2 separate regions of the Homo sapiens genome follow, and region 2 is linked to region 1. The links are chromatin loops, found by intact Hi-C in ENCODE. Cell type or tissue: mammary epithelial cell. All regions are shown on one strand. Links, peaks and the distances in the headings refer to the core of each region. The heading gives the core; the rest is flanking DNA.

The links. Hi-C counts contacts between places; a loop is a spot of excess contacts. Peaks named below come from ENCODE experiments on the same cell type or tissue, not always from the same donor. Only the 100,000 strongest peaks of a DNase experiment are listed, where the experiment ranks them.
Region 2: it touches region 1 in a loop (10-fold over the local background); 1 of 110 quality-filtered maps calls a loop at or near these places.

Annotation. Positions count from the first base shown.
Region 1 is chr5:167,697,000-167,702,383 of GRCh38, forward strand. All of the region lies in intron 4 of TENM2 (teneurin transmembrane protein 2), which reads left to right. Among named protein-coding and RNA genes, the nearest start is that of TENM2-AS4, 40 kb to the left of the region's middle. RefSeq lists enhancers at 1,178-1,884, 2,590-3,295. In mammary epithelial cell, for the core only: no CTCF peak of the experiment used is centred there; a DNase peak (open chromatin) is centred at 2,662; H3K27ac peaks cover 3,642 bases.
Region 2 is chr5:167,812,218-167,817,601 of GRCh38, forward strand. All of the region lies in intron 4 of TENM2 (teneurin transmembrane protein 2), which reads left to right. Among named protein-coding and RNA genes, the nearest start is that of TENM2-AS3, 140 kb to the right of the region's middle. In mammary epithelial cell, for the core only: no CTCF peak of the experiment used is centred there; DNase peaks (open chromatin) are centred at 2,804, 3,944 and 4,844; H3K27ac peaks cover 3,262 bases.

The DNA of each region.
Region 1 (5,384 bases), core at 169-5,168:
AGCCCTGCCATTCCATGGCCTCTGCGCATGCTTCCTCTTCCTTCCAGCCCTTACCCTCCTCCAGTTTCTCACACTTGCCTGGTTCTTGCCTGTCTTTAGATGCCAATAGCACCACAGTCATCCCTGTTGTGACAACCAAAAATGCCTCTGGATGGTGCTGAATGACCTCTCAAGGGTAAAACCCCTGTCTGCCTGAGAAAGGCTGCTCCATCTGGAACACTGTCCCCCATGACACCCGCTCCTTGTTTGAAGCTCAGCAGGCACTTCCCTTCCATAGAAGGCCCTCCTTGGCTCCCACTTTTAGAAATAGTTCCTCCGATTTGAACCTTTCATTCTATATTTCACTTTTCCTTATAAGGACTTATTTCGAATTGTAATCACGTATGCATCCTGTGTTCATTAGTTTAATATCTGTTGACTAGATTATAAGCTCCCTGAAGCCATGCTAATTTGTTCACTGCTTTATTTTCAGCATTTATCACAGTGCCTGGCACATTGCAGTGGATTAATCCATATATTTTGAATGAAAGAGTTATCAATTTTTTTTTGAGATATAGTTTAGCTCTTGTTGCCTGGAGTGCAGTGGCACCATCTCGGCTCACTGCAACCTCTGCCCCCAGGTTCAAGCGATTCTCCTGCCTCAGCCTCCCTACTAGCTGGGATTACAGGCACCCGCCACCATGTCCAGCTAATTTTTGTATTTTTAGTAGAGACAGGGTTTCACCATGTTGGGCAGGCTGGTCTCGAACTCCTGACCTCAGGTGATCTGCCCGCCTCAACTTCCCAAAGTGCTTGGATTACAGGTGTGAGCCACTGCACCCAGCCAAGAGTTATCAATTTTAAGTCAAATTTATATTTCATAATCTTGTGGACCTACTATTCTATCACCATCCCTAGCTGTTATGCTTAGGTTATTTAACAAAGAAAAATAAGTCATCGGGAACTTGAAATATAATCGCCTGACAAGGTATCCCTCTAAGTGATTAAATTTCTGTTTTATTAGGGTTCAAACAAGTGCTCGGTATTTGCCTTTATTTTCCAAGAAAATAAATCTATCTCCAAATGCCACAGAGAGAAATTTATCTTTTCCTTTACTCATTGTATGCACTGATCTTGTGTTCAGATCTGATTACCCTTAACAGGCAGCCTCTATGTGCAGTAACTTGAGCTCTTTTCCTTAGTTTCTCCTTTACCAGTAACTCCCTGGTTGTTTTTACCTTCGTAACTACCTTTCCGGTCAAAGTACTGCATCTCTTTCTGTAAGATGATGGCTTCAGATCACCTTCTCATTTTTCTCACGTTTATTTTCAAATGTGTCTCCACACAAGCCCAGCCTGTCATAGACCATGTTTTACTGTTCTGAGTGACTTGACATTCCCTGACCAGACCATGCTGTCTGTCTCTCCATCAGGCTCCACACTGTTCCCTGTGCTAGAACACTGTCATCCATAATGGTCTCCTAAAAACAGCCCCTTAATCCCCAAGATTAACTGGATGTCTCCCCGACCCACCTACCCAGGTCCTGGTCTCCTGGGTGGCCACTGCACAGATATACTGTACTGCAGTTGCCTGTTTATTTGGTTTTCCCTTCCATTGCTTGAAAATGCATAGTGGGAAGAACAGAGAATGGCTTCCATAAATAGTTTTTCTGTGTGTGTGTGTGTTTTGTTTTGTTTTTTGTTTTTTTTTTTTTTTTTTTTTTGAGACATAATCTCGCTCTTTTGCCCCGGCTAGAGTGCAGTGGTGCGATCTCTGCTCACTGCCAGCTCCTCCTCCCGGATTCACGCCTTTCTCCTGCCTCAGCCTCCTGAGTAGCTGGGACTACAGGTGCCCGCCACCACGCCCAGCTAATTTTTGTATTTTTAGTAGAGGCGGGATTTCACCGTGTTAGCCAGGATGGTCTTGATCTCCTGACCTTGTGATCTGCCTGCCTCGGCCTCCCTGATTGCTGGGATTACAGGCGTGAGCCACCCTGCCCGGCCCCATAAGTACTTTTAAAAGAAATAATGAAGTTCCTTTTAAAGTGTAAACCCCTTAGAACTGAGAATTAATTCTACAGTTAGCTAGTTATAAAAGTCTAGAGAAAATGGAACATAAGACAGCCATATCTTTTGGCTTTGATTAGTAAAAAGAAATATATATGACTGTCACAGAAGATAGTCCTAAATGTGTAAGATGCTTCACAAAACAGAGATAAAGAGTATGTCCTGTCCTTAAAATTAAAATTTGGAAGGATTAATAGTGGCTCAACACACTAGAATGCTGCGTTAAGTAGTATGTGAAGTCTCATCCAAGCCCAATAAAATGAATAATTTGATCCATCAGCAAAGTGTGCTATGAATATCAAGCAGGGAAGGCCAGAGGTTTAGTGTCTAAAACTAAAGGGGTAAGTAAAGATGTAAAAGGAACACCCAAACGAAATCTCGGCTTATTTTACCTTATTTTTAAGTCAGAGAATTGTGTACTTGAAAAGACCTCTTTCCACATCCCCAAGTCTTACTTTACAGATGAATCACCTTACTTTCAGCTGAAGCAGCTAAGGTTCTCAGAATAAGTATGCTGAGCATGTCTCTGCTGTAGCCAGATAGAACTAGAACAATGCCCTGCCCTGCTGATTATCTTTGTAAGAATTCTGAACCCTGCTGAGTTTATGGGGCAACATTCCTATGGCCTGACTTGCAGCTTAAGTGGCTTCTGAATCGAACATCCCTCCTCCAGTGGTTGAGAGACACAGACTGGCACTTAGTAACAATGCAGCAATGATATATTTAGTATCAACCATGAGCCAGGCTTTTGCTGAACAGTTTACTATGCAGTAGGTTCCCCACAAGCCCCAACAATCCTATGTAGTAGAAAGTATTAGTTTCCCTAATATGCAAATGAGAAACCTGAGGCTTTAAAGATGAACTGACTTGGAAAAATCACATAGCTAGAAATGGAGAGAGCTGGACTTTGACCCAATCAGTCTGGCTCTGAATTCACTTCTGTAAATGCAATAATATATTGGGGTTCAGGGAAAATTTTTACATAGCACTTTTGAGGACATCTTGAGTTCTTCAGACCTCTTCACAGACATGCCATATCATAGAAACAGAAAAAAATTTGCAAAGACACTTAGTGTCTCTGAAAAGATAGAACAGGCTTAAAGAGTACCTGACTCAAAAAATTTACAAAATCCCACTGCTCCCTTGATAGAGAGATCAGATGGAACATGAAATAAAGTACTTCCTTTAAAGTCCTTTAAGAATTTAAATGTGAAGATAGAGGTCATACATGATATACATTAAGATGAAAGTAATTAAGAGCTAGCATTCTCTGGGGACCTGCTAAGTACTAGGGGTTGGGCCAAGTGTTTTACAAACATTATCACTCGAATCCCCACAACCCTTGGGCAGGGGCCTGCATGTTCAGGTTGTACACTGCAGAACTCCAAGGGGCACCATTCATTTAGACTAACATGCATGGTAGCTTTAGGTGGTGCAGTGGCCTGACCTATGAGATTGTTAAACGTTTAATGGTTAGTTCAGACTTCACATAGCCAGGAAGGGACTGAGCTGGGATTGGAACCCAGAACACTTTACTCACAGAGTCCTTGCTTCTCACTGCTCTTGGTACACCTATGCCCCTGTAAACATCCTCTCTCAGGGTAGAGAATCAGGCTAATTTAATCAGCATGGCCATGCTTTTCTGGGTTATATGAAATTATTCTCTGTAAGAATCTCAAAGCCAGCAGTTAATGATTTGGTACCATTATCAGTTGATTGTGGATATCACAATTCGGTCCATCTTGAAGTGGTATGTTTTGATAAACTGATTCCATTTAAATGTGTATCGATTCTATGTTCAGTACCATTATCCTTCCTTTTAGTATAACGTGCACTGAAAAAATAAAATTGCGTTCAGAAATAATACTTAGTTCAGCCCCAGTACACACAGTTGTTATATTTCTTAAAAAAAAAAAAAAAAAAAAAAAAGCTAGCAAGTTTTTGGGGAACTCCAGGGAAAACAATATGTGAATTAATTTTCGTTTCAAAAGAACAGCAGGAATTATTCAGGTAAAAATATTTATGTTAATATGCTACAACTGCCACATTTCATCTGTGTGACCACTAGTGCTTTCTAAACAGCTGCTAGAAAAATGTACACAAGAAATGTGTGAGGTCTATGGAAAATGTAATTTTTGTATTCTAGCTATTACATTTTTTCCCAGTCATTACATCTCCCCCAACTCTTGCAGGATGTGGGTTTTTTGCATAAGTTGCAAATTCACAGTTAAATGAGGCACCTTTTGGACTTGGCTAAATATGTATGAACATGAAGTTATGAATCTATGAACTGGTTTGAAAGGTAGAACCATGTGATGTTGGCATTATCGTCATGTTGGGTTTTGGGTGTTTGTTTTTTTTTTTTACATCAGTTTAAAATTACTTTGCATGAAATTAGCATAGAGTAGCAATTACTCATTCTTACTCTGTATACCTTCTCACGTTCCAGTGAGAAGAAGAAAACAACATAGGTTCGTGACATGTAATATTTGAGACCATTGACTTTGCTTCTCACTAACTGCATGTGATAATTTGGGCAGGTCACTGAAGCTCTGGTTCTGTGTCTTACTTGAAAAATAGGAAGGATAATAAGCCCTCACCTCATAGATTGTTCTAAGGGTTCATTAAATAGATACATACATACAATGTTTGGCAAAGTGCCTGATTCCTAGTTAGTGGAACTCTAAATTGTAGTTGTTATTACTGTATTGTATTATTCTCTGGTCTGCATTGGGAAAGGATCTGCCTGCATTGCTGTATAAGTATTTTGTTATTTTAATGATAGTTTCTAACTTTTCAGGTGACCTTTCCTTATTGATATTTATGTTCATGTTGTGATAAACTGGAACTATACTAAAAGTAAATATGTCTCTTTAAATGTTATTTTCTATCAGTTCCTTCTAGAGAATATTTGTTTTGGCAAGTAGAGGTATATCCTGCTTTAATCAACCCATCAGGCTTATTCAATTCAAGGAATTTTCAACCATTTTGAAGATTGCAAAAGCTATTGAGAACTATAAAATGTGTTCCCTGCCTTTGAAAAGATCTGGAAAAGGATTATTGACATCTTTTTATACAGAAGAGGAAACACTCTGAAACGCCAAAGAAAGGTTTACATCAAATATAATAACTGATGACATGCTGATTTAAGCATTTAATGAGCAAATCCTATTAACTCTGCCCACCCATTCATTCAGTTACACAAATGAAATAACATCTGAACTTCCATGCATGGGTGACCAAATCCCATACACAAGGTAATGAAGGATAGAGCTGCTTGGGTTTTACTATCATGTCTTTCCATGGGAAAGTTCTGCCTTTCACGTGTGTCTAGGTGCT
Region 2 (5,384 bases), core at 77-5,076, 120 kb after region 1:
GGGGCTGAAGATGATGGAATGTAATGAAGGCTTTGTCTGGAGCCGAGGGAGAATTTTTAAGTAGGGCTGAGGTTCAGATTTCCATTTTGGAAAGATCATCCTAGGGCATTGCTTCTGTCCCTGCTGAAGTGATAATTGTGCAAGTTTGCCTCGTAGACCTGGCTTGAAGACAATCCACTCTCTGAGTGCAGGCACTGCCCTTGGAGGGGGCATCTGTGTAGAACCCTCAGGATCAGGCATCCCAGCATTTTATTTGTTGACTTAAATGGGAAGAATGAAGCTTTTTATTTCTTTAATTTATTGGTGAATGCTGCTCGTGGACATTTAATGCTTCTGTATCAAATCAAATGTACCAGGATTTCTTAGAGTTGCATTCTTTAAGCGCCAGCCTGAGTGTGTATCCTGCTGATATCCTTTTATGTCTATGGAAAAGACCCTCCCTGGACAGTTGGCTGCAGCAGACAGTAACTCCTTCTTCTCCAGGCTTGCGCCTGAGGATATTTGTGTCTTATACTCACAAGCCAAGGAGAACCATCTTTCTGAGCAATGCCTATCTTTGATGGCCAGGTGATATGACCAAGGGACAAAGCAAATGAGAAAGGCAGTGAGAGTGGAGAGGGACAGAAGAGAAGCAATAATATGTTGTGAACCACAGTCAGGGACCCGATGCCACACAGACTGGTGACCGCATCCCTGGTATTCATTCCACTGAGACTTAGCACTGCAAAAAAGGCAGGCTACAGGGCATAAGAAATATGAAATAATTTATCAGGCCAGAAAGTTATACTCATTTCCTTTCTAACTATTTTGCTGCAGGTTAAACATTCCTTCGTGCTTCTGTAGGGCAGCTGCTGGAAATACAAAGGTTTGTATCCAGCACTGGAAAGTACCCGACTTTCCTGGCCACCTTTGCTGGGGGTGGAAGCTCTGTTTCTTCATGAGCAGTGGCTGGGCCTCTGCATTCTGAGGGAGATGTGTGCATCCCAGTTAGTAGAGATGGGATGAGGTTGTAAGATTGTATGAGTCTCCAAAATGTTTCCAGCAGTGAAATAAAGAAGTGAAGCCAATCCAGATGAATGATTTGGGAGGCTTTCAGAGGAAGGGGAAATATTACGTGTCTGCCCAGGGTTCTGGAAAAGGGTCCTTTTGCTGAAGAGCTTACAAGTTCTGCACACACACACACACACACACACACACACACAGTGGAACTAAGGTCAGCACTGGAAACCACTGAGCTATGGCAGAAAGAGTGTTGCAGTGTTGGAGGAGCAGGGAGATGCATGTCTGTTGAAAACTTGGGGTTTGCTTCTGGGCTTGCAACTGTGGCAGCATTTTTTTTCCTCTCTCTATTCCGCATACCATGCCATGATACAAAGCAAACATTGCATTGACAGTATGTTGACAAATTGAAGCCTTCAACCACTGGCCCAGTCAGCAGCCTGAGCAATCACAGTTCCAACCTCCCCCTCCCTCTCACTGCATCCCCTACTCCCCAGATTTCTTGGGAACAGGCTATGCCCCCAGTTGATCATTTCAGTTGTGTAGCCTTCGTAAGTCCTAACCACAAATCAGCTTTCTAAATTGAGAAGGTGATGAATTTTTAAATCCTTGAACCTGTGCTATAATCATCTTTCCACCATCCTACATATTACAATGCAGGAAGGCAACAGATGTGTTTTCTTATGGCTCTGGTAACATGAAATATTGATAGGGACGGGAGCATGGGCATCGTGTTGAGGTTCATCTACAATGAAGGTAGCAGTTCTCATCCCAGCTTCTCATCGTCCACCTTTCTTTTCTGACACTTAGGACGTGAAGAAAGCCCCATACCTGTGATGCTCAAGGCTAGTTCAATGAAAGCTCTTAAAAAGCCGTGCAATGAAATCTGTCTAAAAAGGTCTTTGTCAGTCTCCAGGGGCCAATTGCTAATGCAGCTAATACACGTTTGATCTATACAGATGATTTTTCCTTTGTCCTCAAGGGAATCTCTACAAACACTTTGGGTTTACATGGTGCCAAGCCCAAGTCGTCTGTCGGAAAATAAATAGCATTTTAACACATTCAAGCATCAGTCCCCAGGATGAAAAGTAGCACGTAGGCTCTTCTCTGAGTTTTCTAGCTGGGCTATAGGACATAATGAAAACCTCATTTTTAGAACATTTCTTTTCCTGGTGACGTTTCACTCAGAGGCACTGCATTCTGAAGGGGGAAAGGCACAAAGTAGACACTCCGATTCAAAAAAAAAAAAAAAAGAAAAAGAAAAGAAAAAGAAAGAAAAGCAATAAGCAAAAAAGGATAAAATTTTATCTAGGACAGTATTTCCAAATGCATATATGGGTGCCATGTACCAATCTGTGTGGTGTAAGTATGCAAGATATCCTTAAGAGGCACATGGTTGAAGTATTTTATTTAAAAAAAAAAGTTTTAATATTTATTTATTGTAATATATTTTAGGAAATATATATTACATACATATATATAGATATCTATATAAATGTAGTTATGTACAGCTAGCACATCCAAGCTGTGATTTTATGGATATTATTAACTAAGATGAAACGAAAGTCAGAAACAATAAGTCAAGTTGCAGAAAAAAAGTAAAGGAAAGAATTGAAGACTAGATGAAACTGCAGCTCCAGCAGCTCCAATCAGGAAGGGTTGGCTAGAACAAATACCCAGAATGTGTGAGGAAACGGCTAATGTGGGAAATGCCGATGGAGAGAAATTCCTCATGTGTTAATAGAGGAGGCAGAGCCAGCTCTGCCTTGGTCAGTGGGGATGAGTGTGAATCTACTTTTCCTGGAATGTCTGTCTCCCTACAGAGACGTCAACCACAGCAGAATTCCTGTGGCTCTGACACACAGTTCTCTGTTGTGTGAAGTTTTGTTTTCTTTGTGGTTTTAAGCAGAAAATCACACATGTTCATGCTGCCTCAATCTGACATGTCGTATTAACCCTTTTCATGTGACTTTCATAAGGCAGGATATTGCAGGCCATTCAGGAGATGTGCCTTTCAGAGAAGGATTCACCTCAAAAGAGTGGACGCTGCACTGGACTTAAGTGAAAGGGGAGAGTTTGTAACGATCCCATAATATATCTGAGCCCATGGGAGAAAGATGATAGCAGCTCCTAGCTACCAAGTCTTCAGTATCTTCCAGGCATGACATATTAAATCTAACCCCCAGATGAGCTAAGTGAACCAAGCACCATTATTCTCATCATTGTATCGTTGTATTTATGGGGAGGCTAAAATGGGAGACTTACACAGCTAGGAAGAGATTCAAATACAATTGTGTCTGACCAAGAGGTTGGATTTCTTCACAAGTTACAATAAGAGGCCATGCTTTGGCTGTGAACACTTCTGGGGAATGGCTTCTCCTATAGTTTTGGTTCTATCCACAACAGAACCTATGTAAATCCTACAAAGCCTTCCTTAGAATAATGCCCACAGTGACTGTCCTCCCTAGCAATAGGACATCACAGAACAAGAAAACATTGACTGTGATCTTTTTTCTTGGAAAAGGGTGGGAGAGTCAGGGGGATGGTTCATGTGGGAGAATGAGAGGGAAAATAAAATAATGGATCCATATAGATGAGAGGGATGCTAATGTATACACTGGGATTCTCTTCCCAGGTCCATAGTGAGCCCCTACATGACACTGAGAAGATCTCTTCTTTCCCCTGACCTTTTTTTGTTCCCTCCATAGTATGAGGGGTTTGACCTAAAGGATCACTTAAGTCCCATTATGATCCTTTGTGTGTGTGTGTGTGTGTGTGTGTGTGTGTGTGTGTGTTTCTCCTCTGATGTAGAATAACTCAGAAAGAGAGAGTTGCCCTGGAGAGTGGTTGCTAAAACAACAGGGAAACAATAGAGAAACCTTACCTTCACTGGTGACTCAGTCAAGAAAAAACAATAGAGCCACATTATCAATCATGAAGGATCCCAAGAAGTATGCAGAAGACACCTGTTTCCGGAACAGAAGGGAGGGGAAGGTGTGGGGAACATGGAGCCACATTCTACTCCCTTCCTGTATTCCCTTTGATCTCTCTACCTGCTTCTTTCTTGGCCAACCACAACTTAGAATCAACCAAGTTTTTGAATTAGCTTGTATAGACAAGAAACATGCTATGAGCCCTCCTTCTAAAGACCTTACCTTTAACTTCAGGAAACAAGATGACTGCTTTCTCTTGCTTCATTTACAAAAGTTATTCAGATGAGGATTATACAGTTTCTGAATCTTCTCTGCCACTTTAATTTTCTAAGCCACCAATTTAAAGATAGCCTTAAACAACTGTTCTGCCCCTGTGGAAACAGGAAGTGGATGCCTCAGGCAGTTCCTCGGGTTGCTGTGTTGGAAGGAGTGATAGTTTCTCAATTCTGCCGCCAGTGAGACACAACTTCACCTCAGCAGTGTGTATTTAGAGACATTCATCATTAGAAATTGAGTGAGAACTTCCATATGGAAAAAAAAATCCTAGAATTTAAAGACCACCACAAGTGCCTACGTATTATTTAGAGACAAAGAAAGACCTGTGTTTTATAACAAGCATTCTTAACCCCACACATTGTAAAAGTACAAATGGCCCAGCAAAGTCAGAATGACCCGGGTGAAGTACACCTTGTAAGGCAAGAAATGTTCAACTTATTGCTGGCTCTACCATTAGTATGTACCATGGAAGTACATACTAAATAAGGGAAAAATAAGAGAAATGCTAACTTAATGAAGCACAATCATGACTCGTATTAGAAAGTGATTAGCTGAGATCTGTGCAGTGAATAAAACAGGGCCTTGTTACAACTTGATTTGGTTGATGTGTTTCAGAAGGACTCGTAATTCATGTTCCAACTGGAGAAATAGCTTCAGCGAATGATGCAACATATCATATTTTTGTTCAGGTGTTTTGACAGGAAGCAAACGATAGAGTTGTTTGGAACTCTAATTGAGAAAAGGATCTTAATGATGTTCACTCAGTCCAGCATCAGGATATAGTGTGCTGATATTTCTTAGAGGAGAAAATGTTGTAGAATCTGCTTCTTCTGAAGACTTATAATTTTGATAAGCCTTTGTTTATGTAAGCAAGAAGTGTGATTAGTACTTCAAATAACTGCATGTTCAAGATATCTTTTATTTGTTTATACAGAAAAGGGTGCAATTATCTATTTAACTATATCATTAGAGAAAAATATATGGAAAAAACTTCTGTATTCTTCAAAGATATTAATAACTTATATGTGTGATGCCATCTTATGAAAAGACAGCCTTTATAAAATATGAAGAGTTTGAAGTATTGCTTTTCTTACTCAAAAGATTTAGAAGTGGCCATCAAAACCATTAGATAGTTAGATGGCTTAACAAACTGTGAAAAGTAGAACCTTTTCTCTA